Linked DNA regions of Mus musculus: regions 1, 3 and 4 are each linked to region 2. Evidence: chromatin loops called from intact Hi-C (ENCODE). Cell type or tissue: heart. All regions are shown on one strand. Links, peaks and the distances in the headings refer to the core of each region. The heading gives the core; the rest is flanking DNA.

The links. A loop is a pair of places that touch in the nucleus more often than their neighbours do. Peaks named below come from ENCODE experiments on the same cell type or tissue, not always from the same donor. Only the 100,000 strongest peaks of a DNase experiment are listed, where the experiment ranks them.
Region 1: it touches region 2 in a loop (4-fold over the local background); 8 of 42 quality-filtered maps call a loop at or near these places.
Region 3: a loop joins it to region 2, with 2.3 times the contacts of the local background. A loop is called at or near these places in 8 of 42 quality-filtered maps.
Region 4: it touches region 2 in a loop (2.9-fold over the local background); 18 of 42 quality-filtered maps call a loop at or near these places.

What each region holds. Positions count from the first base shown.
Region 1 is chr9:48,477,328-48,484,737 of GRCm38, forward strand. It overlaps Rexo2 (RNA exonuclease 2), which reads right to left and starts at 3,284. Exons shown (of 7, transcript NM_024233.4): 1 at 3,080-3,284; 2 at 1,983-2,066. The coding sequence starts at 3,226. In heart, for the core only: no CTCF peak of the experiment used is centred there; a DNase peak (open chromatin) is centred at 3,334; H3K4me3 peaks cover 2,174 bases; H3K27ac peaks cover 1,790 bases.
Region 2 is chr9:48,982,079-48,989,488 of GRCm38, forward strand. It overlaps Usp28 (ubiquitin specific peptidase 28), which reads left to right and starts at 3,307. Exons shown (of 25, transcript NM_001359739.1): 1 at 3,307-3,459. The coding sequence starts at 3,403. It overlaps Gm51673 (a long non-coding RNA gene), which reads right to left and starts at 3,051. Exons shown (of 3, transcript XR_003948157.1): 1 at 2,750-3,051; 2 at 2,338-2,426. In heart, for the core only: no CTCF peak of the experiment used is centred there; DNase peaks (open chromatin) are centred at 3,103 and 4,923; H3K4me3 peaks cover 3,899 bases; H3K27ac peaks cover 4,056 bases.
Region 3 is chr9:48,494,481-48,501,539 of GRCm38, forward strand. It overlaps Rbm7 (RNA binding motif protein 7), which reads right to left and starts at 850. Exons shown (of 5, transcript NM_144948.5): 1 at 675-850. The coding sequence starts at 770. It overlaps Gm5617 (predicted gene 5617), which reads left to right and starts at 863. Exons shown (of 1, transcript NM_001004191.3): 1 at 863-1,495. The coding sequence starts at 1,088. The coding sequence ends at 1,441. In heart, for the core only: a CTCF peak has its summit at 2,285 (motif pointing right); a DNase peak (open chromatin) is centred at 881; H3K4me3 peaks cover 1,966 bases; H3K27ac peaks cover 1,609 bases; H3K27me3 peaks cover 894 bases.
Region 4 is chr9:49,047,615-49,055,024 of GRCm38, forward strand. Cldn25-ps (claudin 25, pseudogene) reads right to left here and starts at 728. Exons shown (of 1, transcript NM_001384265.1): 1 at 1-728. The coding sequence starts at 680. In heart, for the core only: a CTCF peak has its summit at 3,909 (motif pointing left); a DNase peak (open chromatin) is centred at 3,927.

The sequences.
Region 1 (7,410 bases), core at 1,144-6,143, 500 kb before region 2:
CTTTAGCCAAGAGTGAGCAGGGATGACAAAATAAAGACACTTGACCATTCATCACCAAAAATATCCCAAGTCAGAAAAACAAGTGTCCAAAGCGAAAGAAAGCTCGGGACTTGATTTATACAGGAAACTGTTGTAAGAAATATAATAGTCTCATGGTTCTCAACGAGATGATAAGCCTTGTTGCCACTACAAGACAGGAATTCACCTCTAAATGCTTGTTTGTTTTTTTGTTTAGGTTTTGCTGTTGTTGTTTTGAGACAGAGTCTCACTGTATAGCCCAAGATGACCTGGAACTTACTCTGTCAACCAGCCTAGACTCAAACTCACATTGACCACCCTGCTTCTGCCTTCTGAACTGCTGAGATGAAAAGTGTGTGACATCGTGCCCAGCTAAAAAATGCTTTCTCCAGGGAATGAAAAGTCCTTTTGCTTACCCAGGGAATAAAAAGACGTCCTAACTGTAAACGGGAAATGGCTGTGGCTCCAGTGTCCACTGAGCCTGCGCTCTGAAAACCTAATTTATTAACTAGACTCTTCTTTCCGCGGGCATACGTGCTCCATGTCTACAGGTTTTGTTGTTTCATTTGATTTCTATGCGTATGCATGTGTCTGGTCCGGTCAGGTCCTTTAGAGGTGGAGATTCAGGGGCTCGTGAGACCTGGGTATTAGGACACAGACTCTTGTCTTCATGAATGAGTAGTACATGCTTGAACTGCTGAGCCATCTCTCCACCCCCACTAGGTAGCCCTGAGTGCCCAGGAACTAGTCATATAGACCTCGCTGGTCTCAGACTCACAGAGATCCACCTGCCACTGCCTCCCAAGTGCTGGGATTAAAGACTCCTGCCACTAAGCCTGGCCTATTTTGTTCTTTAATGACTTCGAATATTGAGGATGGTATCAAGGTCAGGGATTTCATCTTTTAAAACGCTTCACGGGTGCTTAAACGCAAGTGCCAACAGGTCTATTCTATTTGTTCTGCTAAAGGTTTCAGTTAAAGGCAGCATTTAACAGAGTGATAAAAATCACCGTGAGCACACATTCTAAAAGTGTGTCTATAGATGTTCTAAAACCCTAACACAGAGGTGCAAGAACCACACAGTCTAGCTGAGAAGGCAACGGCCACCTGGGACAATGGGTGTCATCTGGGAGGAGTCACCCAGTTCAGACGGAAACGTCATTGGTCTGTAAGGAACGCATACGGATACTTTTTTTTTCCTTAACATTCCCTAACCAACATGGTGTAAACACTACTTTAAACACTACTTACACGCACCAACGTCGTATCAGGTATTCTATTGGGAGCACAAGAATGACACCAGGCAATCTAGAGGTGATTCAAAGTACATGAGAAATACTGCATCTCCTTCCAGGATACAGGGGAATGAGATTTAGGTATCTACAGAGGAATCCTGGAACCAACCCCTGATGGAGTGGTATAAGGGGGACTATATATGGAATTAAAGCCGAAGGTAGGACATAGAGATGGGAAACTCTGTCGGGGGACACCAAGCTTGATGAGGACCCAGCTGGCTGGATACTGGTGGGAACACTTGAGACTGCCTGTGTTTAGAGAGTAGTTTAACCAGCTTCCCCAATACCTAGCCAAATGCTCTTGAGCAAGTCCCCCAAATCTCTTGTAACCCAATATCTTCCGGTGGACAATGAACATCATTAACAGAGCCTATCTTATCATCATGAGGACTAAGAATACACGTGTAAACCCTGCAGAACTGTTGTAGCCTTGGGGGAGGGGGAGTTCTGTCAATTTCAACTGAAAACTTAATCCGGTTATGAAGTGGATTATGTTGGTTCCAATACCAACTCTAACATATTATATTACATTGTCCTAGTAATATAGCACTGGGCCTTAATCTACACAGACCTCAATCTGCTACGTTTTTCAGTGAGATCAGATGAAGGCACCTTTAGATCCCCAATGCCCTTTAAGTGGTATGAATGTATTTACACGGCATCACCTACTTCAGCCAAAATGTTAAGATCAGAGTCAGTTATCAGGCAGGCCATCTCAATAATCTGATCCTTCTCAATATCCAATCCTGTCATCTGTAAAACATAAATAAACAAGCATATAACAAACACATGAAACCACCTTTTGTTTTGTTTTGTTTTTGTTTTATTTTTTTGAGACAGGGTTTCTCTGTGTAGCCCTGGCTGTCCTGGAACTCACTCTGTAGACCAGGCTGGCCTCGAACTCAGAAATCCACCTGCCTCTGCCTCCCAAGTGCTAGGATTAAAGGCGTGCTGCCCAAGTTTACTTGACAGAGATTCCTTTGTGTGGACCCAGCTCACATTCTATGACCAGTAATGGTCTGGGCAGTACTCAGGGTATTAAGTTCTGAGTGCTCAGAGACTGCTAAAGGCACTTCCTGCGGGCGGGCCAGCTACTGTCAAACACATTTGTCCTGGGAACAGACTCAAAATAAGCAGGATGAAAACTTGACTACAGAAAAGTGAGCTCACGAACGTTACCTCTCGGAGGTTTACAATGGTTTCCGAAGTTTTCCCAACAACAACAACAACAAAAAAAGTTAACAAATGAACTCAGTTCGTAAGCAGAAAACTGGAGTTCAAGAGAGGCCTAGGTATGAATGCGTTAAAACTAAAATGGGTAACCTGAATCTTCCAATGGGGCCTCAATTTTCTCTTTTATGGAATGAGGGGTAAGGCTGAGTCATCTCCTGAGTCCTAGCTTAAGCAACCTAGTCTTTTAAGGCTAGGAGGTGGGGACGGAGCAGGGCTCAGAGTCGCTGCCCCAACTCTCACCCACGATCCTCAGAGTCACTAACGCGTAACACAAATTCACTTCTGGGTGGAGGTCGAGGCTAGGGAGAGGGGAGACACATGGACGGCTCCACCCAGATGGAAAGAAACCCCACAGTCCAGGGACAGTCCCAGACCCCGCAAAAACTCTTGACTCGGGGCTCCTGGGGCCGTGCTCACCTGTCGCACCTGACACCCAGATCCCTGCTGCTTCCCGGGACAGGGGAGTCCCTCGGTCCCACGCGCGAATCTGCGCTCGCCTCCCCGCACCCTCCTCGCCCCGGCCGCACTCTCACCTCCAGGTCCACCCAGACCATTCGCTGAGCCATGCTCTCCCCTGCCGCCATGGCTGCGCTACCTTCGCTGACACCTCGCGCCCCGAACTGCCCGCGCCTGCCACCCACGCCCCGCAACAGCCTGGCGCCCAGGGATACGCCTAGCATCACCCGGCACGAGCCGCCACGGCCCCAGCCCCGCCGGCCCAGCGCGCGCAGGCGCCACAGTCGCTAAACGTCGCAAACCCACGGGGAGGTGCCGGGAGAAGACTACAAGCCCCGGCATGCGAGGCGTCGGCTCGCCCTCCACAGCTACTCTCGGCTGCCGAAAGGGCTGATGGGAGTAGGAGTCCTTGGTCCAGCCTCCTGCTCCCCTCCCCCGCCACGTGTTTTCGGATGTTAAGGGACTTGCTAGTATTTCACCGCTAAAGTTTGTCTGTTTCCAGGAGATATCATTCCTGAGTTTTTATTAGTTCTAAGCTGCGAAGTTGAAGAGGCTTTACTTTGAAAAATATGGTTATATGTTTAAGAATTGTTTTAAATCTACCTTTTCCTTACTGCTACCTCCCTCAGTTTTTCTTTTTTTTTTTTTTTTTACCTGCCCCTCCCTTCCGCGTATTGAGTATATTTCTTATTTACTTGGAATCCGAGTGACGTGCTCTTTTGAGCTACAAGGCCAATTCCGCCATCACCGTTTAGGAGTCCTTAAATGGTCTCTTTTCTGAAAGATGACTTCGCACATATCAGGTGTTCCATAAATGTTCCTTTCCCATTATTGGCAGAAGCCTTGTCTCGTTTTCTAGGATGCCAGGACGTGTAGGCTGTGTTTCGGTTGTTAGATCGTATACTATTCTACCTTTTGCAGCCCACTAAAGAGAGTTGGAATAGCTCTGCCTGCTCTGTCCTGCGCTCTGCCTTTGCCGATCGCTCTGGTTTTAATAGACGGGTCCTTAATCTCCCACAATAGATACGGTTTTCATCACCTACGCTCGAAGGGGCCTCTGCGGAGATCTTATATTTTAGCTCAGTAGCAAACGCCTCTGCAAAGGGCAATTTTGTCACAAACGTGCTCAGTCTTGAATCACATACTCTGTGTCTTTTTCTGAAAGCTGTGTTGCCAGTAATTACAGAGCTTGTGGTTGGTGGCATAGTTATTCCTACCCGGTGAGCTGGTTTTGTGAGACAAACATTGTTGCCTAATCAAAGCTTTAAGGATGCTGCAACCTACAAGTGGATTTCAGCTACTCCACCGGTGACCTGCCAAGCTTGGCCAGAGAAACGGAAAAAATCATGGAAACGGGTGTCAAATTACATGTTCAATTTTACTGCAGAATGGGTATGTATATTATAACGGCATTACCTAGTAGAACATACTGTTAAGTTTGTAATCATTTGTGGCCCTACTCATAGGAAGGAGAACTCTATTGTAGCATTGAAACTTTTTTTTTAAGACAAAGAGACACACTACAGAACCCAAGCTGGCCTGGAATTCTGCCTCCCAAGTACTAGGATTAAAAGTGTGCAACACCACACCTGGCTATATAGGAATTTGAATCCGCTGGGCTTATTCTCAGTATTACTTCTTTACATTTTGAAAGGATAACATCCTTAGGCTGGAGAGATGGCTCAAAGGTTAAGTAAGAGTACTTGCTGCTCTTGCAGGGGATTGAACTTCAGCTCCGAGGGATTGTGTTGCCCTCTTCAAACCTTAGTGGGCACCAGTAAACACACATACACACACGTACACACACATACACACTGCACAAATAGAGATCTTTTTTTTATTACACCTTTGGTGGTGGTATTTAACAATTTATATCCTGAAAAACCACACCCATGATTTTTTTTTAACAATGAATGGTTACATTTAACAATGAAAAATTATAGCTATGTAAATAGCCACAGGGAACCCTATCTCAAAAATAAACAGAAACTATGTGTGGGAGTTTTAGAACCTTTCACGTTTATTCAGCTAAGGTAATGTGTTCTGTTACAATGATAAGTACAGATTTAGTGTTCTTACCATAAATAAAACAGTTATTTTCCCTAAATTCTAAAGAAATTGCAAAACAGAAAATGGTAAAAGAAACTAGATATAGATTTATGCACAGTTTTGCCAAAACAAAGAGTGTGAGTAAGTGTGCTAATGTCTTCCCACCATATCTATGACCATTTTAGACTTGCAGAAAGCAGCTGTGTGACAAAGGCTAGAATATTGTGACTTTAGCTGAGACACGTCCTTTCCTGGGGAGGAGGAGTCATGACCTATAAGTTGTACCCACTGTCTCTGTTTTCTGCTACAGAAACAGTTTTGGTTTCCGTCTGGTTTATATTTGGTTGTTTGAAACAGGGTCTCACTCATGCAGTGCAGGCTGACCTCAAACCCGTGACAGTCTTCCTACCTTCCAAGTTTAGGGATTAGTTATGATATAACATGTTTGGCTCTAGAATTTTTTTAAATTAATATTTCCCCCACATCCATTATTAAATAAAATAAGCCTTTAAAAAAAAAAGAAAGTATCCTCAGAGCACATCTGTATATGTGGCCACTGAGGTTTTTATGAAATCTGAACTGCATTTATGTCAACTCAGTTTACAAACACATACCAAGTACTTAGCTTGTACAGAGCACTCTACCATGAAGCTTTGGGATTTGGATCTGGAAGTCCGTCAAAGGCCAGAGTGTTGTAAGGATTGGCCCCATCATCGTGTTGACAGCTTGTGAAAACTTTGAAAGGTAGGGCCTCGTGACAGGTCTTCCAGTCATTAGATGCATGCTCTTGAAGGGGGACTGTGATCCTCCACTCCTCCCTCCCTCCTGCCCTGTTTCGTCGCAGCCATCGAGTCTGTAGAGCTTGGCTCCATTGCATACTCCCTGCCAATATGCACCACCCTACCACAGGCCCAACAGCAGTGACTCCGCCTGACCATAGACTTAAACCTCTAAAACCCAAGTGCCTAAAAGAAGTCGTTCTTCACCACTGGTTGATTGTCTTTGGTGATTTGTTACTCTAATGGGAAACCAACACAAATGCTAAAGATCCTACCAACTTACCAAGTGTGATGGTTTGTATATTCTTGGACCAGGGAGTGGCACCATTTGGAGGTGTGACCTGGTTGGAATAGGTGTGTCACTGTGGGTGTGGGCTTAAGATCCTCACCCTAGTTGCCTGGAAGTCAGTCTTCCACTAGCAGCTTTTGGATGAAGATGTAGAACTCTCAGCTCTGCCTGCGCCATGCCTGTTCCCATCTTGATGATAATGGACTGAACCTCTGAACCAGTAAACCAGCCCCAATTAAATGTTGACCTTAATAAGAGTAGTTTTGGCAAAGTTAGTTAATGCTCATTATACAGGACACAGGAAATACTCAACATATTAAAGTAGGGGTTCATGTGTTTGTTTGCTTTTAAGGGTTTTGGAGAGGTTGTTGGAGAGCCAGGTTATGTCAGCCCACAGTTCAGTAAATAATACAGCCCTTCCTGGCAGGGAGGTCCTGGTGTCAGGAGCTTGAGGCAGCTGCTCAAGTTGTATGCAAACTCAGAAAGCAGAGACTGGTGAATCTAATGTGGTTTGAAGTTCTAAAATTTGGGCACATTATTTTGTATTTGGAACTTTTTCTTTGATAGGGAAGGAAGTGACTACTTTCCCATCTGTGAAACATGTTAGTAAGGAGATAATGGAACAAATGGGGGGAAAAAAGCCTGTCTTCGCCACCGAGTTATCACACCCCCATCCCCATTTCTGAGGCAAAGAACATTATGCTTGTTTGTTTTTCTAAAGGACAGTGTAATGTACACTGATGTCAAGATAAAGCAAGATAATAAGGCATGTAAAGATTTTTTTTAATTATACAAATTTGCTGAAGGCATTTTTTGCCAGATACACAAAAATTGCATTCAAAGAATCACAACTCTGGGCTGGAGAAATGGCTCAGCGGTTAAGTGCACTGACTGCTCTTCTGAAGTTCCTGAGTTCAAATCCCAGCAACCACATGGTGGCTCACAACCATCTGTAATGGAACCCAATGCCCTCTTCTGGTGTGTCTGAAGACAGCAACAGTGTACTCACATACATAAAATAAATAAACCTTTTTAAAAAAATCACAACTCAAGACATCTTGATTATGCTGTTAAGCACAAAATGACCATATATGCAAGAGAGGTGAGATGAGAACAAAGAAATGTTGGAATGCCACTCAACTAATAACGTGATTACATGCTGGAAAATGGTAAGTAAGGAGCAGGCTAGAAGACACAAGAATGGGTGTGGTATGTCTCAATAGAGACATTTTTTGGTTTTGAACCATGTATATTCTTTGTTCTAAGGGATTAAAAACTTTAAACACATACA
Region 2 (7,410 bases), core at 1,061-6,060:
GGAATGAGTCAGAGAGAGTTGTTATCACCAAAGTCCATCCCAGCATGAGTGACAGTCCAGTAAAGCTCAAAACTTGAAGTACACTGCATAACTTGCAGGCTTCTTGGCAGGCTGCAGTGGGTCTCTTGCAGGTAGCTTGGCTGGTCTGAGCCTTTTTTTGGGGGGGGGGGGTTTCTCTGTATAGCTCTGGCTGTCCTGGAACTCACTTTGTAGACCATCACTCAGAAATCCACCTGCCTCTGCCTCCCAAGTGCCTGAGCCTCTTTCCAGGCAGCTCAGTTTATCTCAGCAGTCCTGTTTATATGTTTGGGGAGGGTGGGTCCTAGTGACTTCCAGGACTAGTGACTTCCTGGACTACCAGAAGCCTTTGAGTTGTTTATTTCCTTAGCACAAGGTGCTACCTTCCAAAGTGGGTTAAATTTGGAGGAAATTGCTACAGGACAGTGACCTACTGAGATTCAACCGGGCTGCTTACACAAGCCTAAGGATTACTTAGTGATGCACGAACAACTTAACTGTGGCTATACCACTTAAGAAAATGGGGCTACAATCACAAAGGAACTCATACAATATGTACTCACTGATAAGTGGATATTAGCCCAGAAACTTAGGATACCCAAGATATAAGATACAATTTGCTAAACGCATGAAACTCAAGAAGAACGAAGACCAAAGTGTGGACACTTTGCCCCTTCTTAGAATTGGGAACAAAACACCCATGGAAGGAGTTACAGAGACAAAATTTGGAGCTGTGATGAAAGGATGGCCCATCTAGTGATTGCCATATCCTGGGATCCATCCCATAATCAGCTTCCAAACGCTGACACCATTGCATACACTAGCAAGATTTTGCTGAAAGGACCCAGATATAGCTGTCTCTTGTGAGACTATGCCGGAGCCTAGCAAACACAGAAGTGGATGCTCACAGTCAGCTATTGGATGGATCACAGGGCCCCCAATGGAGGAGCTAGAGAAAGTACCCAAGGAGCTAAAGGGAAATGCAACCCTATAGGTGGAACAACAATATGAACTAACCAGTACCCCGGAGCTCTTGTCTCTAGCTGCGTATGTATCAAAAGATGGCCTAGTCGGCCATCACTGGAAAGAGAGGCCCATTGGACTTGCAAACTTTATATGCCCCAGTACAGGGGAACGCCAGGGCCCAAAAGAGGGAGTGGGTGGGTAGGGGAGTGGGGGTGGGTGGGTATGGGGGACTTTTGGGATAGCATTGGAAATGTAAATGAGGAAGATACCAAATAAAAATTTAAAAAAAAAAAAGAAAGAAAATGGGGCTAGAGAGACCGCTCAGTGGTTAAAGGCATACACTGCCCTTGTTGAGGCCCCGAGTTTGAGTCTCAGCACCCACATAAACGGTTTACTACTGGCGAGGCTTAGGAATTCAAGTTTCTTGTACTGACTTCTTTTGTTCTGTGATTTGGCTCTCCTGTGTGTACAGACACTGGACACACCTGCCTTTGATTGTATAATCAGTAATAACTTAATCAGTCTCTCTATAATTTTCTATTACTTTTTAAAACTTTATGTATAGGAGTGCTCTATCTGCATGTACAACTGAATACCAGAAGAGGGTAATAGACGGTAGATGGTTGTGAGCCACCATGTGGTTGCTGGGAATTCAACTCAGGACTCTTGTGAGTGCCCGACTCGCCAGCAAAGCAGATACCACAACAGGATCCTTCTGCACACGTTTATTGGGAGAGCTTGATTGCAGAGGCAAAAAGACCCCCACACCCAGAACTGTTGCTGCTTATATAGGCCTAGGAGAGGCGTGTCTCACACCCAGATTGGTTATGCTTTCCACCTCATTTGCATGTTCCTCATCTGATTGGCTATTCTCTCTCAGTACCTCACTGAGCCTCATTATCATACCTCATTTGCATGCCCCCCATCTGATTGGTTATTCTCTCAGTATCTCATGGAGCCTCATTATCATGCCCGGGCGAGGCAGTGACTTGGTGAAAAACTTTACTGCATATGTACACATTGGTTGTTTACCCAAACTTATGCGTGGTGGCCAGCGCCACCCTGCAACGGCACATGTGGCTTCCCACACACAGGACCTCTGGAAGAGCAGCCAGTGCTTTTTAATGCTCTTAACTACTGAGGCATCTCTCCAGGGCCCTCCCATTCTAATTTTATCAAGTCTAATGGTTCTGTCTTCAGAGAATCCTGACAAGGATGGACCTGATAGACACAGGTCCCAAATTTATTCCACATAGGAGACTAAGGCAGAAGTATAGAAAGTTCAAAGCCAGCCTGGGGAACTTAATGAGATCATCTCAAAGTGTTAAGTTTAACATGGCAGTAAAGACTTACCATCATTTGACCAGGTGGAGGCAGAGGACCAAGAATTTAAGGCCAACCACGGCTACACAGTCTGAGGCAAGTCCAATCCACGTGACATCCTGTTTCAAAAAAAACCCAAACCAATATCACCAACAATAAGAACCCTCTTCCCAAACATTAAAAGGGGTGGTAGGTGGCTTAGTGCATGAGCTAGAGTCAACACAGCTTATTACACACATGGCCTGAAAACGGGAATTTGGAACATGGGGCAACTGTTCAGGATTAAGACACGATGCTGAGCTCTGTGAAGGTCCTGGCCATTCAGTTGTCTTTATACAAACCACTCGAGTCAGTCTACGTTTCTCTTCGCGTCCCCAGATTAGGAAATGGCTAAGAGGTCTGGTGGGAAAATCTGTCAGCAGAAGGAACCCAGCAGCCTTACCAAGCTTATGGGGAGCTGGGGGCAGGCTGGACGCAGATGCAAGGCTCAGCAAGCGCGGGATGGAGTAAAAAAGGAGTCTTGGAAACCCAGAGGCCTCACCGCCCACTTCCTGGGCACCTAAGGCGGAAATAGCAACAGCTGGCGAGGCGACGCTGACCCCTTAGTTTGTGCCCGGCTGCGGTCACGTGGGCCAGAGCACGCGAAGACGCCCCGCCTCCGGCTCACGCAAACCAGGGGCGGGCGCGTGGGTGACGCCTCTGGCGCACGCTGCGGGCGTGAGCAGAGTGTATGGGCGGGGCCACCGGGGCTCTAAATTGGCGTGGGCGGAGCCTTGGGAGAGGGAACCTCGGCTGTGTGGGTGGGGCATGTAGGCGGGGTCTCCGGCGCAAGCCGCAAGATGGGTGGGAGTCGGCTGGCGGGGGTGGGGCATCCAGCGAACGCCGTGGGAGGAGCCTCTGCCGCGTGCTGTGGGTGGGGAGTGTTGGGAGCGGGCTGGCGTGGGCGGGGCTTCCATCGCGCGCCGCGGGCGGGGGCGGGACGTGTGGGCGGTGCCTCCCGGTGCTCCCGGGCTTCGGGGGCGGTGGTGGTGGCGGTGGCGACCGCGGCGAAGACGACAACGAGAGTGGGGCTACACGCGGAGGGACACCACGGCCATGACTGCGGAGCTGCAGCAGGACGACTCGGCGGGGGCGGCGGACGGCCATGGCTCGGTGAGCGGCGGGTGAGGGTAGCGGGGCCCGGGTTCCGGCTGAGAGGGGCGCGGCGGGCCAAGCGGGCGAGGGCCGACAGAGGCCGGGGCCTGCGGGCTAGGGCGAGAGCAACCCGGTCTTCCCGGGACTTTGCGAGGCTGGGTCCGCGAGCCTGTGTGAGGTTGCCTGGGTGTATAAGCCAGCTAAGGTTCCGAGCGGGATTGTGGGACCCGGTGCTAGGGACCCTAACGGGAGGGGTTGCACGTGAGATCGTAGGCAGCGAGGTCACCCCGAAGTGTGCACCGGGCCCGACCCAGCAGCTAAAAACTTCCCAAAAGCACGGCCACGGTGCCTTGTTCTGACTCTCAAATCAGTTTTATGGCAGTGGCTTCTCTGAGGCTAACGCAGACTTAAGTTATCTCACTTAAAGCCGGCGTTTATCAACAAAGTGCAAAAAAGACCCGGAGCCCCACTCCTCCCTTTTCCCGCCCCGCTTTTCATTCAGTTCTTTTTTTCCCTCGGAAACAAATCAGCTTCCCGAATTATCTCATTGATCACTGTAGGTTTTGAAGGAGGGGAGAGAAAAGCACAATGAATAGAAGGCACTTTACTATGTTCCTAGTAATATAAAAAGGTTGAAAAATATTACAAGGCTCTTAGGGCTTAGATGGTGGGCCTTTAGTAACACTGATTTGGAAAAAAAATCAAAAGGCTCATAATGTCTTTTAAAGAAACTTGGGAAGTGGGCAATTTGAGACTGTCATCCAGTTTTACTTTGGAATGTTATAACGTAACACAACATCCTCGTCCCTCAAGAACTGCACTTTTTAAATGACAAAATGGAAAACCTATACCAAGGATTCAAATACCGAGTTTGCAGTCGAGAAAATTTATAAAATATTTAGAATAAAAATTTGAGATACTGCTAAGAAAAACTCTATAATTAAATTCTATAATTAATGTCTTCTATAGTTAAATTTTAATAATTTGAGGTGCTGAGGATCAAGCCTAGGGCCTATCGCATGAGATAATCAAGCACTACACCCCCAGACTACAAGTTTAAAACATAGCAGGCTCTTTAAAATTCATGTAGAAAAAGATATCTCTAAGTCTTGGCCTGTAAAATGAAAGTAGGTGGATTTTTTTTTTTTTTTTTTTTTGGCGATCAGATAAAAATTGTTTATTACTCAACAGTGTCTTTTGGACATTGGGTCTGTATTTTTCTCTGTTTTCCTCCCCACAAGTCTACTTGTGTTGGGGACAGTGACTTATAAACAGGTGGTGAGATTTGGTTTTGAGACAGTCATATTGATACTATTTTGAGGGAGAGCAAGTCATATTTAAATTTGTTCTGGGCCCGTCATTTAAGACCACATGCCTTTCGATCAGTGGTATTTTCATTTACCTCTGTCACAGGCTGCTGAGGAGTGACCGGTAGTTGAGCACTCTCTATTTGAGGGTTTGCATGTAAGGTGTTTGAGCATTGTGTATAAAGTCAGAGCTATTTTGGGAAGGTTTGGCACTCCCAGGCTGTGGCTAGCTGCAGTAGCCTGATTCTGGGCGGGCGACCTGCGGAGTGATGACATTTACTGGTTAGTATTCCCAGAGATTTTGCCCCAGGCTGACAGATGATAAGCTTTGAAGGCTTGATAGCCCGTTGCCCTTTTTTCTCAGGTCAGGATAAAATGCTTGAGGCATGGGTTACCTTGAAGGTGTGGGTGCTGCATAACTTTGACATTTCATGAGAGTATTAATAACTTCTTCCTCTTGATAAGCTCCGTGTAGGACGGATTCTTTCTTTTGACTTCACAAGGCTTTCTCCTTTCCCTTAAAAGATGTTTAATATAGTTGAGAGGAGCTATCCTCCCCCGACACTCAGGAGCTATTTAAAACTTGCCACGTTTTCCCTTCCCCAGTTGGTCATTTGTACAAAGGACAGACAAAACTATGTATAGGCTCTCCAGGATTTCAGTGAGGGCTCTGGAACCCGAGCCGACACTTGGTTATCTTTGAATCCCCCAGACTGGTGAGTTAAGGACACCTTCCTGTGTTTTAATCAGTTCTCACCTTAGGTAAAAACCTGCTGGGAAGTTTTCTGTTGGAGTAGGAGAAACAGCTTGAAGTCAGTTTGCTTCTTAGGAACCTGATGCCCTTGACTCGTTGGGGGAGGATTCAGGACACACAATCCCCTCCCCCGCTCTCCCACTTGGAACCCAGGGCCTCTGCATTCTAGGCAAGTGCTGCTTCCTCACTGAGCTTTGTTGTGCTGGCTGTTTCGGTTGGTTCTGATTTTCCTTCGAGGTATCTTTGTGGTTTTTGGTTTGGTTTGGTTTTTGAGACCAAGGCTGGCCTGGAACTTGGGAGTTAGTCATCCTGCCTTAGTCTCCCAGGTGTACTTAACTCCTGTCAGGTTGTGAATTTTTTTTTTTTTTTTTTTTTGAGTGTTAGAAAGTTGTAATCTGGCTCCCCAACTCTCCTGCTCTTTGAGCCACAGTTATTGTGCACACAGAGAGTGCTGTATTTTGAGCTCGTAAACAGATAATCTCTTATCAGGTGGCCCGGTGCATTCTGTTTCATCAAAATGACTTTTTGTGTAGGTGTTTTTGAGACAGGTTTTCTTGTAGCCCAGACTGACCTTCAACTTTGTAGGGGAGGATGACCTTGACCCTTGAGGCTCCTGTGTCTGTTTTCTAACTGCTGTATATAGGCTTGGGCTACAGTACCTTATTATAATCAAAGACATTTAAAATAATGCCAACACTACAAGTAATAACTAACACACACACACACACACACACACATACACACACACACACAGAGACACATGGTCTCCCTGTAACCCAGGCTGCGCTCCTGAGTGCTGGGATTACAAACTTGGTCCTCCTACCCAGGTTCCTCCTCTCAGCCCTTTAGTGTTAGGCACAGCCTTGGCTTGTTAGACATCACTTTCCACCTTGTTAGAGACACTGTCCCCTGCATGTGGCAGGCTAGCTGGCCCTGGCCCTTCTAGGGATTCTCTGCCTCCCACCCCTCTGTAGCAGGAGTGCTTGGATGACATTGCTGTTGTGTGTCCGGCTTTTATGTGGGTTCTTGGGAATCGAACTCAGGTCCTTATGCTTGTGGGGCAAGTGCTTTTATAGTGATAAGCCATCTCACACTCCCCTTTAAATTTATTTGTTTACTTTTATTTGTGTGTGTGCCTTCATGTGTTTATGGGCACAGTGCCTGTGTGCGTGCGCGCTGTTCCTGGAGAGGTCATTAGATCTAGAACCTGGGTATAGCTCACCTACACCTGTGAGCTCTTGGTGTTGTAGGTGTTACGATCTAAACCCAGCTCCTCATCTGCAAGTGCTCTTAACTGCCAAGCCGCCTCTCTCTCCGGCCCTCACTTCCATTTTGTGGAGATGACAGGTTTTTATGTAGCTCAGGCTGTGTGAACTTGTCAGGTGCTCAGACTCTGCAGCAGACTCTTCTGAATTACTGCTCTCTTAACTGTGCCACCATGCCTGTCCTCCCAGCCCTTTTCTTTTTTGAGAGAGGCCTGGGGTCTCACTGTATACCTCTTGCTGCCCTTGAACCTTGTAATAGACTAGGCTGGCATCATATTCTCTGAGATCCCTGTCTTCTCCCACTGGGTTTAAAGGTATGTGCCACCATACCCAGCCTTTTGTTTTGTTTGCTTTTCTTTTTGAGGCAGGGTTTGTGTGTGTGTGTGTGTGTGTATGTGTGTGTGTGTGTGTGTGTGTGTGTGTGTGTGTGTGTGTGTAGCCTTGAGCTTCCTAGAACTAGCTCTGTAGAACAGCAGTGCATCCGCCTCTTTCTCAGATAGGGTCTTTCTGTACAGACCAGGCCAGCCTTGAGCTTGGAACAGTTCTCCTGCCTCACTCAGTTTCTTGAGTGCTGGGATTTTCTTGTGTGTCTTTACTTTCCAGCAACAGGACGCTTTCTGTCAGGGCAGATTTACTTCAAACT
Region 3 (7,059 bases), core at 1-5,000, 490 kb before region 2:
TCCTTTTAGGAAGAATAATTCTAGTTCCGACTGAAACCGAGATTTGGGGCAAGTTTTTTCGGACATTATTTGTAATATTGACAAAGAATGGGAAGTACAGTATAAAATCTCCATCTCACATGACTGTGTGATGTCCTAACAATGTAACCAACAGCTATCATTTTCCCACTGCATGGAAACGAACATTTACAAGGCAAAGTGGATTATTTTGATTACAAAAACCAAAAACAAAACAAACAAACAAAAAAAAAAAACCTTCCGCACCTATTACTCAAATATAACCAACTATTGAGTCTTAAAGCAAGAAGGTACAGGACTGGTAGATTTAAGCATGCCAGTCCTGCTTTCCTGCGTTATGTTTATGGAGTTTTTAAAACACTTTAACGTCTGCAATTTCACACGGAAGTTAAGCGGATAGACTCGGAAACACATCCTGCACGATGCGGCAAAGGCCAATGAACTCAAATGGGAAGGCACGGTACACAGGAAAGAGGAAAGCAAGTACTGAGGTTCCACCTCGGATCCCTGGACTTTTCCAAGGTGGAGACGCAGATGTCCCCATCATCCGACGTCACTTTCGGCCCGAACGCCGCGGAATTCCGGCTCGGCGCGCTCCGCTCCTTGGCCCGGCCTGTGAATGCCACAGCCGCCCTAGGACCGTGCCCGCCCCTTACCTGGTGGAACAGCTCGAAGAGGAGCTCCTCTGTCACCTTCGTCTCCAGGTTACCCACGAACAGAGTGCGGTCGGCCTCTGCGGCCGCCGCCCCCATCTCCGCGCTGTTCCAGTCCCAGGCCTAGGCTGCCTGCTCAGGGCCGACCGACCCTACTGCGCACCCTCAGAAACACTCACGTCCTCCCGTTCAGACGTCACGACGTAAAGGCCCGCCGTGCGCGAGCGCAGACGAGCTACGCACGCGCGCGGGACAAGCGCCCGTTTCCGGCGGCTGCTCCTTCCGCCGTTGCGTGAAAAATGGCTACTGGGGTTGGTAACGGTTGCGTCTGACGCGGGCTGGAGTGACCTGCGGCGCCGCCGAGGGCCCAGTTTGATCGACATACGTCTAGCAAACACTGCAGGCGGTGTTTGAAGATGGCCCAGAACTCGGTGTCGCTGTCCGCCGGCGATCAAGCCAACAGGATGGCCCACCGATCCTCCCAAGGAGATCTCAACCCGTCGGCCATGGCTTGGGCAATGGTCTCCGGAGATAGCTTCCTGGTTACTAGGCTGGATCCGAATCAGCCGGGACCTCGGCCACCAGCGCGACCCAGCGTTCGGGCCGACAGACGTCGAGTCCCTGTCGGTGGCCGCAGCCGGAGCCGAAGCCGCCAAGGCAGATTCTCGCCTTACCCGATCCCAGGCGTCAAGCTCGACCTCTTAAGAAGTGTGCTGCAGCAGCGTCTGGTTGCACTGGGAACTGCTCTCGCAACCCGAATCTCAGCGTAGAACGAATGCCTCCCCTCACTTAGCTTACAAACAAGGCCTCTCCAAAAATCATGTCTTGGTGTGACGGCAGTTTTATTCTTACGCATTTTCACCGATGTGGGCGGTTAATATAGGCTACCAAAGAAAAGTTTAGCCGGGCATAGTGACACACATTTTTAATCTCAAGACTCGGAAAGCAGGCTCTGAGTTACAGGCTAGCCGTTTGTTACATAGTCGAGGGGCTTAATATCCATCCATGTGGGGCCAAGAAGAGGCCAGGAGGGCTTTTCTTAAGTAGTCACAAAGCTAGGTGACTAGTTGTGAATGATGTAGAGTCTTATAGTGCAGACTTGCCGTGTATTAAGGATGGTCTTGAACTCCCCCTTGCCTGGGCCTCCCAGGTGCTGGTGTTTACAGGCGCGAGCCATACACCAGGCTTGAGTAAGCTGCTCAGTATGGAATCCAGCTGTGTCTGAGTTCTACAATCCTCCCTGATTCTCTGGGGCTTCTAATTTAAGCCTCTCTACCCGTGACTACCCTTGAATTCATGTTGAGGAAAAATGTCCTTTATCACATTGCCATTCCCCACCACCTAACTACACCCCCCTTCTGTTTTGTTTTGTTTTGTTTTAGAAATATCTATAGACTCCCAATCTTTGGGGGTGGAGTGTCTCATTTTGTACCTCTGACTATCTTGAAGTTGACAGACATGACTGCCTCTGCCTCCCAAGTGCTGGGATTAAAGGCATGCTCCACCAGGTCTGGTCAGACTCCAATTTTTTTTTTTTTTTAAAGATTTATTTATTATATGTGAGTACACAGTAGCTGACTTCAGACACACCAGAAGAGGGCACCAGATCCTATTACAGATGGTTGTGAGCCACCATGTGGTTGCTGGGAATTGAACTTAGGACCTTCAGAAGAGCAGTCAGTGCTCTTACTCACTGAGCCATCTCACCAGCCCCCAGACTCCAATCTTAAACATACTAAAAACAAGTACTTTTCCAAGTTAAGCCAAATGTACAGCATACTTTTCCAAAGACTTCAAATGAACATTTGCATGGGCCATATTATTTAATCAACTCCCAACTTTATTAGTGTGAATCTACTGTCACAAAATATGCTGGTGGGACCTAAGTCAATCACTGTCACTTGACATTTGTTTTCTGCTCACTGTGATCACTTGGTATCTTTTGTTTTTATCAATCTTAGAATGATTTTATACTGAAATGCCCTTGCTGTGTTGCCCAGGTTGCTCTAGAACTGGAAATCCTGCGTAAGGGTCCCCAGTGATAGGTGTGTACCCAACAGCAGGTGAACTTCATACATCAAGAGCCAGAAGTGCATTCTGGATGGAGAAGCTAATAGGTAACAGCCACACTAGACCTTATTAGGGAGAGTAATGCCACTCTTTATTAAGCGGTAAAGATGGCTTCCCATGTTAACTGTGTTCTGGTTCTCTTAAGTGGCTGATCATTCCTATGCTATTTTCCCTTAACCATGTATTCCCCTAAGTGGTATTGGGAGGAAGTTTGTGGATTTTTGTTTTGTTTTCAGACCCTTGTCTCCTTGGACTTACTTAAAATGAGATAAAGCAGACTGCCACATGCTGCACTGGGATTTTTAGAACCACATCTGCAGAGGAAAATGTAGTGGACATATAGAAGACTGGAAATTGTGACAAAGGGAAGATACTGGCAATATTAGCTACTTTTAATTGAGTGTGGCATTGTGCTAGAGGGTGTTGCTCAGTAGGGTGAGCTGATTGAATTCTGTGCTTGCTGTTGCCTGGATCAGGCACTTAGAATTAAGTAGTGTACAAGGTAGATAGGTGGCTTTGCTCACATGGCGCTTTACACTGTGTTACTTGATTACCACACCAGCCTGTAAGAAGGATACTGTACTTTAATTTCTTTGCTGGGTAGTCTGAAAGTGAGGGGGATTCTCCAAGGTCTTTTAGCTGAGGCTCTTTGAAACTTGCAACACAGACACCCACTTACAGTAGCTACTACCCCAGATAACTAAAAGGAAGTTAGCAGAGCTTTAATCAAAACAAATGATTGAGGAAAGAAGTCCACATGTACACTATGGGTAGGGATAGTGAGGTGAAGCTGGAGGAAGAGTGCAGTCCTGTCAGGAAAGGCCACCTCAAGGCACTAAGCTGCCAGGGAACTGAGGAGAGGCTGAGTCCTTTTGACGTTATCAAATGCTAAAAGTGTTAAATAGGGCTCAAGGGCTTCTTGTCTTGCCATTTGATGTCCAATTCTGTACTAAAAAGTCGTTTTTCCTTCAAGTTGGTGGACATTGGAAAGTAAGGATTAAAAAGTCTTAGATAAAAAAGGCTAGAACCACAGGAAATGAGGACACTGGCTTGAAAGAAGGCGCTAATTACAACACCAGGCTCAAGTACTCAGCACCCCAAAATCTAAAAGTACATCTGTGCTAGGGAGGACCCAGAGGGAGTAGACTCCATTTCTGTTCTGGTGTATACATGGTCATCAGGATTCAGGCTTTGGTTGAGAGATAATGTAACAGGGTTTATTGTGTTTCCTTTGGAAAGAAGAAAGCCTTCACATAAACTCTCCATTATTTTAAGTGAGAGTCAAGTGCAGAGTGTCAGAGTTATAGTGTGCCACAAAGACTGTAGTATGGAAGAACAACTAGCAACACCTTTGAAGTTACCCCAAATGGACAATTAAATGTTCCCAAGAACAGACTTTTGGGTGGGGGCACAAAGTGAGTGTCCTTGCAGTGTTGGTAATGCTGATCCTAAAATGGGTTTGAAGAGTAGTCTGGAAAGTTAGCGATTGGGGTTAAGCAGCTGGATAGCCTATGTTGAAGTGGGTTCCTATTAGCATGATTGCAGCAAAGAATTAAAAGTCTAAGAAAACATTTAGGGTATTAAAAGGAAACCAGTGGAACCATTGAGAGAGAGAGTTTGCAGAAATCCCAGATTACCTACCTTAGTGCCATCCCTGCCACAATGGAAGGAGAGCCTGCTCCCAGAGGTTGACCTCTGGTCTCTACTTAACAGCATGTGCAAGCACGCACACACATAGTAACAAAGAGACTGATTGACTGTCCTTAGTACCAGATGGTGTTTACAAGAGCAACTGAAGAAGAAACAGGAAGGAAAGAAGAAGGGAGAGAAGTCCAAGAAGAGTGGTCATCCAAAGATGGTCTTTCCAGCCATGTCTCAAATATTCAGTTCATTTATTCACAGCCCGTTAAGCTACATCGTTGGTCTTCTCAATTTCTGTAAAAACTATGCCTGTTTTCTTAGCCAACCAAATGCATAATTTTGAATCTGGCCGCTCCAGCAATGCCCTCATTGCCCGCCCACTTTGACCTGCACAGTCTTCCTCAGCTGATCTACATTATGCATATTTGTTGTATTCCTCGGATGGCTTCCATCACCTGACATGGACTCACGGTGTCTCTCTTCCCCTCACACTCCTTTCTCTTCTTCCTTGTCTCTTCACAGCCACTTAGTGTTTCTCAAAGTCTGTTTTCAAGTCCATCACTAGAAATGCTACTACCATGGAAATGATACAAGGACAATGAATTTGTCAAGTGATGAGCGCTTTATGACCTTAGGAAGCTCAGGTGTGCTATGGCACATTAAAAGTTCAGAAAACTTTGTAGAGGAAGCATCACTTATCTTCATGTGAAGCAGTGTTTGACAGCTTATCCATACACTTAATTTTTGCATACTTCCTTCCCAGAGAGATAGACTCTTCTGCAAGAACAACTTTAAGACACTGCTAAAGATTTAGTGAACCCCACTTTCATATATTAACAATCAATATATCCAGTGGGGCAGGTTTTAATAAGTTTCCAGAGTGTTCTTGAGTAAATAGTTTGGTCAACAAGGTAGAGAAACCTAAGCTGTCCTGTAGAGGACTGACCTGTCCCTCTCAATGCCTGTTGGGTGGCAGGGAGTGGACATCAAGCAGGTAGCTGCAGATCCCTAACACAGCATCAGGACTGGTGTTACTAATGATGATGCCACTTCATCAGAAAGGGAAGTACAGTGGTTTCTTGAGGATGCTGTAATTTTTATTGAATAATGCTTTAGTTGGATTCCTTCCCTGGAATATCTGTGGTCAGCACTCCTTTAATAGGGAAAAAAGCATTTGCCTTTGGGTCCCCAAAGACCTGAGAGTTCTTGAAACATGGTGACTAAGAACTTTCACAGTCCAAGATACATACATAGAGGCTTTCTATGATCTCACAAATCTGCATTGTCAGGCCTTATAGTTCCCATGGGTGGTTGTTCACGTCTGCCTTATACCCAACTCCCTTGTCCCCTTAACTAGGTCACCCTTTTCCTCTCAACTAAACTTAGTCAAGATTCTTTACATTGTTAAAACCAATTTTAAGCAGGTTAAACAGGAAAATGAAGTATATGGATTTTCAGGCCTGGAAACATGTGATAAGCATTTAATACTGTGCCTACCTAGCACCTATTTACCCTTCGTCTTTGTTTTTTCTTTGTCTTGGAGCCCACCCTTTGTTTAGTTATTTGCAATAATCCTTCACACCCAACCAGGGATAAATATAACCTGTTCTATTTCATTTTCTGGGGATATTCAACATGCCATATGTATGTACATATATATATATATATATATGTATATATATATATATATATATACACAATCAAGAAAAGATAGTGCTTGCTTAATAAATGAATGATTTTAATAGGCTATTTCCTCTTGGAATCAAAATTGAAGGAACATTCCAAGAAGGCAAGGGCAGTATTTTTTTTTTCTTTTAATTTAGCTGTGTATTCGAGTAACACTTGAGTACCATGGCAACTGTGTGGAAATCAGAGGACAACTATCCAAGTCAATTCTGTCATCCAAATGGGTTCTAGAGATGGAATTCAGGTCACTGGGCCTGGTGGCAAGCACCCCTTACCTACCAAGCCATCCTTTGAGGCATTCGGATAGGACTTGTTAGCACTTTGTTCTACGATGATCTTACTGGAGTAGATGTGTATAACAGTAAGGCAGATTGTGCTCTAAAGTTTGCTTCCATTTTCAGTCACTCTGCCTCTGGAACTGTAAGAGAAAGTTAGATCCGAATCCCAGATTTCAACAATTATACGTGTGAATATTTGATACACTTAATGTTTTCCCTATTTAATAATTAAGAAAGACTATGGAGTCATGTAGAACATACCCAGATTAGATGATTGGTTACAGGCTGTGTTGTTGCTAGCCACTTCACAGGGGTTGCTGTATTCAGTCAGCACAATCGCCCTGTGATAAGTTGGCAAATTTTCTTTTGTAAAGATCCAGTTACATGCCAGATATTATGAGCCAAGAAGCAGAGTTAAGGCCTGGGTAGGTGTAGAAACAAAAAGACTAAACATATAGCAAATCTCCCCAGTCTTTACCAATTAGACTCTGATGCTTAGAGCCAACCCCAGTGACTTGCACTCCTTTATACACATATCCAGAGCCTGACTCCCTGTGGTCGAATGCAGGAAGGACAAATGGTGCTGTCAGTTTTTCTACTTAACAAGATAACGAGGTGCCCACCTCTTTCTTGTCTAGATAGGGTCCACAAGACTAGGCCAAGCAACTGTTAGAAAAGGGCTCCCGGTGTTGTTCACAGTGCTCCCGGTGTTG
Region 4 (7,410 bases), core at 1,879-6,878, 66 kb after region 2:
TTCACCGGTCTTGGTGTGAGATGGAAGGAACCATCAAATTCTTCCTCTACTGGAGCACAGGCTTGTGGGGCCGTGGCATCAGCCATCCAGGAAGAAGATCCATCTTCATTTTCCAGGCAAGCTGAAAAGATGAGGAGGAGTCCACCCACAGCTAGGAAAAGCCCAGCAGCCCAGCCCAGGAACAAGGCGTCTCCAAACTCCCACCGGGGCACAATCTCAGGGATGCTGTCATCCCAGAAGTCTTGAAATGTGGCATAGGCCACCCAGGAGACTGGAAAGAGGGTAGTAGCTGAAGCTGATGCTTCCAGAGTCCCTCCCAGGAGGCACAGCCGAGTCTTGAAAACTCCTCCAGGCCTGTGAAACCGGAAGCATTCCAACCCGCAGCTAGACAGCAGAAGTCCCAATAGTCCCAGCCCATGGGAAGCCACCATGAGAATTCGGGCTACCTGTAGCTCTTGGGGCAGAGACAAAAACGACTCGAAGGCTTTGCATACAGTGCCAGCTTCCTCCTGATTCACGCATGCCTCCCAGAGTCCCGAGACCCAGGTTTCCATTTCATTCAGATCCAGAGTGAGAGTCTTCCACTGGGGAAGAACGGTGGTGACACAGGAGCACACCCAGCCAAGGACAGAGAGGAGCAGACCTCCAAGCTGGACTCTCCCACGGAAGCTACAGGCCATGGTTGTGCCCTCTGGAGGAGGGGATAATGAGCTCAGGGACTGGTCAGCTGGGGTGACTTTCTGGGAAGTTAGAGTGGATGGAAGTTGCAGAAAACGGTGGTGTTAATTTTCAATGCAACAGCTGAGACAGGTGTTAGGAATTTGGCAGTGTTTGGGCCTAGGGGTGTGGCCAAGATCAGATGTGAGGATGGATTCTGAAGGAGGGTCCCATGAGCCAGTCCGATAGCTAGAGATTAAGCTGTCACTGTGCTTGATAAATACTTTCATAAAGTCAAAAAAATCACTCCTTGACTCTGGGGTTACAAAATTGGTATTCTGGAAATACACCTTGGCACGATCTTTCCCAAGGACACTTTCATACTTTTAAATATATGGGGCAAGTGAAAACGCTCGGTGGATAAAGGTGCTTGCAGCCAAGTGAGACAACCTGAGTTCAAGACCAAGGTCTCACGTTGTAGAAGGAGAGAACTGACTTGTATACATGTGCTCATGCATCTGAATAAATGCGACTAAATATTTAAAATATGTATAGACTTTGACACAGAACGTATCTATAGGGATTTTATCTATGTTCTAGGTAACTATATCGAAAGATTTATTTTAAACATCCATTGAAGCTTGTTAATAATTATACATCTTGGTTAGTAGAAGTGATGTTAAGACCAGAGAGACGACTCAGCAATTAAGAGCACCGGCTCCTCTCCCAGAGGGCCTGGATTCAATTTCCAGCACCTGCATAGGGGCAACCAACCATCTCCAGCTCAAAGTTCCAGGGGACCCCAACATTCATTCCTCTGGCCTCTGTAGGCACCAGGCATACACATGGTGCACAGACACACACATACGCAGAAGAACTTTAAGTGATGTAGGGGCTTGGGAACTTAGCTAGGTAGAAGGCTTTGGAGTACAGGCCTTTGGCTGCATCCCTAGGACCACATAAAAGGGTGTGGTTGCATCACCTCTAATCTTAGCACTCAGGAGGCAGAGACCTGAGGTTTAGAAGGTCAAGGTCATTCTCAGCTACATAGTGCAAGTTCACTACATTAAACCCTCACTTTTTTTTAAAAAAGAGGTGACTTTTGTAGAAGGAAAAAACTTCTGAAAGACTTATGTGTGTGTTTTGCCTAATGCATGTATACACCCAAGTAGGCAGTAGGTCATTGAGTCCCCTGGAACTTAATTTATGGGTGGTTGGAGTTGCCATGTGGGTGCTGTAAATCAAACCTGGGTCCTGTGCAGGAACAAGTGTTCCTCGATGCTGAGCCAGCTCTTTAGCCTGCAGAAGATATTTTCATAAAGTGGGGGTGGGGTGGGTGGTGGTGGTGGGGAAGGAGCTGCTCTGTCACATAGCAGACAGGAAGCAGAGTGGAACCTGAAGTCCTTCACTGAGAAAGCAGGAGATCACGTGATGCAGAGCATTGCGAATGCCGTTTCATTCTCTTTGAAAGCTCTCTCTTAGGGCTGGAGGGATGGCTCAGAGGTTAGGTGACCGACTGGCTGCTCTTTTGGAGAACCAGGATTTGAGTCTCACCGACATGGCAGTTCACAACTGTTTATAACTCCAGTTCCAGGGGATCGGACACCTTCTTTTGGTCTCCTTGAGCACCAGGCATGCAAGTGGTATACAGGCATATACTCAAGGAAAGTACCCGGGCTGTTGGCTTCAGGGTGGAGGCCAAGAAAACTCACTTCAGATATGAAAGCTTAAAAGATGAGAGCCTCACGTGCTGAGACAAGACACGTGGTGAGGCAAGACCCGAGAAAGACTTGTGATGTTTGTCGGGAGTATAAATAGGATTCAATGGACAGCAACGGAGGCTTGAGGCTTGCTTATAGAGCTAGCTTTGTAAACCTTCTTAGTTTTGCATCTTAGCTGATCTTTGCTTCATTGAGAGAGGCACAGCAGAGAACTTTTCCTGGTGTTCCTGTTGGCCCTGGTCTCTTCCCATGATTTGTGCTGATTCAACTCAACTGAGGCCTGGCTAGTTCCTGCTAGGTCGTGCCACTGCTGCTGCTGTCCAGACACTACTGAGCTGCACTGCTGGTATATCCTTCAACTGGTATATCCTTCAACTGGTATATCCTTCAACTGGTAAATCCTTCAACTGGTATATCCTTCAACTGGTATATCCTTCAACTGGTATATCCTTCAACTGGTATATCCTTCAACTGGTATATCCTTCAACTGGTATATCCTTCAACTGGTATATCCTTCAACTGGTATATCCTTCAACTGGTATATCCTTCAACTGGTATATCCTTCAAGTGTTTGCGAGTGGACTGAGCTGCCACTGCTTACCCGTGAACTGAACTGCTGATTTCCTGACAATGCAGGTGGGATTTGCACCAAAGAACCTTTCTCAACAGGTCTACTTCCCCCATATCCTTTCTTTTCTACTACCTCTGGTGGGTGGTGGGCTAGAAGGGAGGTTAAGTGTTTTAAGAACCATCATTAGAAGTAGGCTTTGAAAAAAATTAAAGTTACAATACCTTGGCTTCAAGGTCCCTAATTCATTCTCCTAGACATTAGGTTCAGAACTGAGAGTGATATGGGGACAAAGGAGTGGATCAGCTGCATGGAGTTATTAGGGCATAGCAGGGAATTGGTTATATATTTACAACTTATGCACCTTGGTTTAGATGACAGCAGTTTCTATGTTCTTTACCAATTAACAGACAATTTAGAAAATGTTTGGAGACGTGGGATAGGAGTTTGTTCCTAGATTAGGAACAGGAACTTGTGTGACCCTGCCAGCAAGATGTCCTTGAGAGGGCGGGACTCCGACAACTGTCTCCTTACAAGCTGTCCCTGAGATGTCTGAACCCAGGGGATTGTTTACCACAGAAGCTGTTCAGCTATAGGGAAGTCCCCAGCCTCCCCAAGGCCTGGGATCTTGAATTTATTTTCTGAAAACAAAATGGTAGTACTTAGATTAAGTTTCTTTTGCTCGTTCCCAACAACACATTGTAAAATAATTTTTAACCCCTTCCATGTCCGAGTTTTGTTTTAAACAAAATGTTAATTTGTTGTTATCTTAATGTTAGGTTTGTGTTGGTGTTTTAATTTTCTTACTCATTTCTTTACACATTAGATAAGTTTGTCGTTTGATATTTTGTGATCAGAAAGCCCATTCATTTGAAGACTACTATTCCTCAGTCCAAGCGAATTTTCCTACCGCCTGGTAGACTCAGAACATCGCTGGAGAGAAGTGCTCCCTCTGCTGGTCCTCTGCTGATCCAAAGTCAGCTGCAAGTAGCTGTCAATCATACCAGCTTCCATTCTGTCTGTTGCTGCTTCTAAGCCACAGGATCTGATGGGAGAGGAAGTGATTTGCACTTTCTGATCATGGCTAAATGCCAGGCTTTGAGTTCGGTGCTTGGCACTGAATTTTTATTCTGACACTGTGTGAAACACTTTAGGGAAATTAGCAAGGTGTCCTGGCTGGTAGGGGACAGAAGTAACCTCAAGTTAAGTGACTTGGACTTGACCACTTCAGGTTCTTGTCCCCAGCCACAGCATTGACCCAGCATGTTGGCTAAGAGCTTGTCTCTATGGCAGAACACAAGAAACCTGGGATTTATTGCACCAAAGTCATAAAGGTCTGGCCAGTGTGTTCTCTTTTCATGCTTTTGGGTATGTGTGCGTAGCATGTGCATACATGTGCATGCGTATGTGTGTAGAGGCCAGAAGTCGATGTCCCGTGTTGTCTTATATTATTCATCATCTTACTTATTTAATTAATTTACTTATTTATAAAGGACACCATTATATCAGGTACATCTGATAGAGGGTTAGGTGTATAAAATATATAAAGAACCAGAAAAACTTGGCATCAAGAAAGCAAAGTTAGGGCTGGAGAGATGGCTCAGCAGTTAAGAGCTCTTCTGAAGGTCCTGAGTTCAAATCCCAGCAACCACATGGTGGCTTACAACCATCTGTAATGAGACCTGACGCCCTCTTCTGGTGTGTCTGGAGATAGTGACAGTGTACTTACATATAATAATAAATAAATCTTTTTAAAAAAAAAAAGAAAGTAAAGTTAAAAATGGGAATCAGAACTAAGCAGAGAGTTCTCAAAAGGTGAAACAGAAATGGCCGAGAAACACTTACAGAAATGTTTATCTTGGTGGTGGCGCACACCTTTAATCCCAGTAGTCGGGAGGCAGAGCCAGGTGGATTTCTCTGAGTTCATGGCTATCCTAGTCTACAGAGTGAGTTCCAAAACAGCCAGACTTACAAAGAGGAACTGTCTTGAAAAACAAAACAAACAAATAAAAAGATAAAAATAAAAATTTAATGTTCTTAGTTATCAGGGAAATGCAAATCAAAACTATTCTTTTTTTTTTTTTTTTTGGCTGGAGGTTAGCATAATCTCATTATATAGTCCTTGGCTGGCTTGGAACTCTTCATATAATCCAGGCTGGCCACAAACCATAGAGATCAGGCCTCTGCCTGCCACCAAGCCTGCCTATTTATTTATGTGTATGAGTAGAGTGTCCACAGAACAAGAAGGGAATATCCGATCCCCTGGGGCTGGAGTTGCACACAGTTGTAAGCTGCAATGTGAGTGCTGGGAATTGAATGTAGGTTCTCTGGAAGAGCAGTCAGTGCCTTAACTGCGGAGTCATCTCTCCCGCCCAGGATTTCCCGGGTCTTTGCATTTTCCTAAGAAATAATTAAGCATTGGGGCTTGTTATTTGTATGAGCTCCCTCCAAAAGCAAAATCACAAAATTATTTGTAATTTTGTAATTTCCCCTAATGAATCTTCCCCACTCTGTCTTTTCCCTCCCTTGCTTATTTTGAAAATAGCTACTGTGTTGTTTTTTGTGATCATTAAGTCACGTGACCGGGGCTCCAGACCTAGTACAGAACTCGCCACATAGTATTCCTCAGTGAAGGCACAGTGCAGGTTTTCAGAAATGTCATCTGTGGATTATTATTTTTTTTTTGTCATTGGGCATTTATTGTTTGCAACATTTCAAGTATTTAAAGTAAGGCTGAGAGGACTCCACGCAAAACTGCTTTCCAAGGACAGCCTGGCCACCTTAGAGCACAAGCTTTCTCAACCCAAGATTCTTTCTCTTCCCCCATGGAACAGGAACTACCTGTCCTATGCTCTATTAGGATGAGCTTGATTGGTTTAGGGACCCAATGTTGCAATGGACCTTGGGAGTCGGGATCTACCTAAGGTCCTCTCTCATAAGACTCCTTTTAAAGAATGAAAGATGCTTTCATCAAAGCAGTACATGTTTATTGCAGAACAACAGAAAGCAGAGAAAAGGATGCGAAGAAACAGCATAAGCCATTAAAGTCCACCCAGAGGACACCACACACACACACACACACACACACACACACACACACACACACACATCACACACCACACATACCCTAAACACACACTTTAGTTTTTGAGACAAGGTCTTTGTAGCCCTGCAGGCTTGGCACTCACTAGTAGACCAGGTTCACCTCAAACTCAGATATTCGCCTGTCTTTGCCTCCTCAGTGCTGAAAGCTTGAATCCAAAGTTGTGTGTGACCATGTATGGCCTGCACCTCTATTTTATTTTCTTAGAAAAAAAGGATCATACTATACTGTGTGAATATCTCCAAGTATGCAATACATACCAATAATGAGACGATTTTATTATTTTTAGTAATTCTTTTATATGTATGTGTCTCAGTGTATATATGTGCATCATATATGTACAGGAACCCTCAGAGGTCGAATGAAGACATTGGATTCCCTCGAATTGAAATTACAGGTGTTTTTGAGCTGCCTCACATAGGACTGGAACCCGGGTCCTCCACAAGGCTAGTTCTCTTAACTACTAAGTGATCTCTCAGTTGAAGAATGTTAAAGGTCAAGCTCTCAGTGCAAGAATTTTCCCTGCCATCAACGATAAAAAAGGACAAAGGGTAAATTAGCAAGAGAAAAGATGACATTTGTATAATAAACATCTTGTTTATTGGTTTTATTGCCTGCTCCAGGAAGGATGCTGGAGACAGATAACATCTGTTCTAAATCCCTACTGATTGAATTACCTGTATCTGCACCCTTGTCTCTGTTAATTTTATACTTTATGGTATTGCTGCACTAATGGCATTCCATTTGGCTATGTAAAACACTTGCTTGCTCTGCTGGTCAAGTAACAAAAAGTGTATAAAGGGGACAAGGATGCTCTTACAGCACGCATCCCTCTCCTACAAAGAGTGTCACGTTGGTAATAATGCCCAGTGGCTGTCTTTCAGGTCAGCCTGTTTTGCAAAGTGAACGAGTGATCTCATCTTCGCGGAACACTCTTTTGACCTTCAACAATGAAATAGTTCTAAAAAGCTATGGCTAGCTGGACATAGTGGAATAAGTGTATAATTCCTGTATACAGGAGGCTGAGGCAGGAAGATAGCTATGAATTTGATGCCTTCCAGGGCTACAGAAACCACGTCTCAAAACAGAGCCAAAAAAATCACTGAAAACTTTAAAATTAAACAACGATAAAAAGCCTTTGGTGAAATTTATTTGTAATCTCTGATAGGAAGTGATAAGAATCTTGTTCTAGGGGATTGCCCGGTGGCTAGAAGCACTCGTTGCCCTTACTCAGGACCAGGACTCAATTCCCAGCATCCACATGGTGGCTCATGTCATCTGTAAGTCCAGTTTCAGGGACTGGACTTACTTGCCTGCTTCTGACTTCCATGGACACAGCCAAAACATTCATACGTATCTTA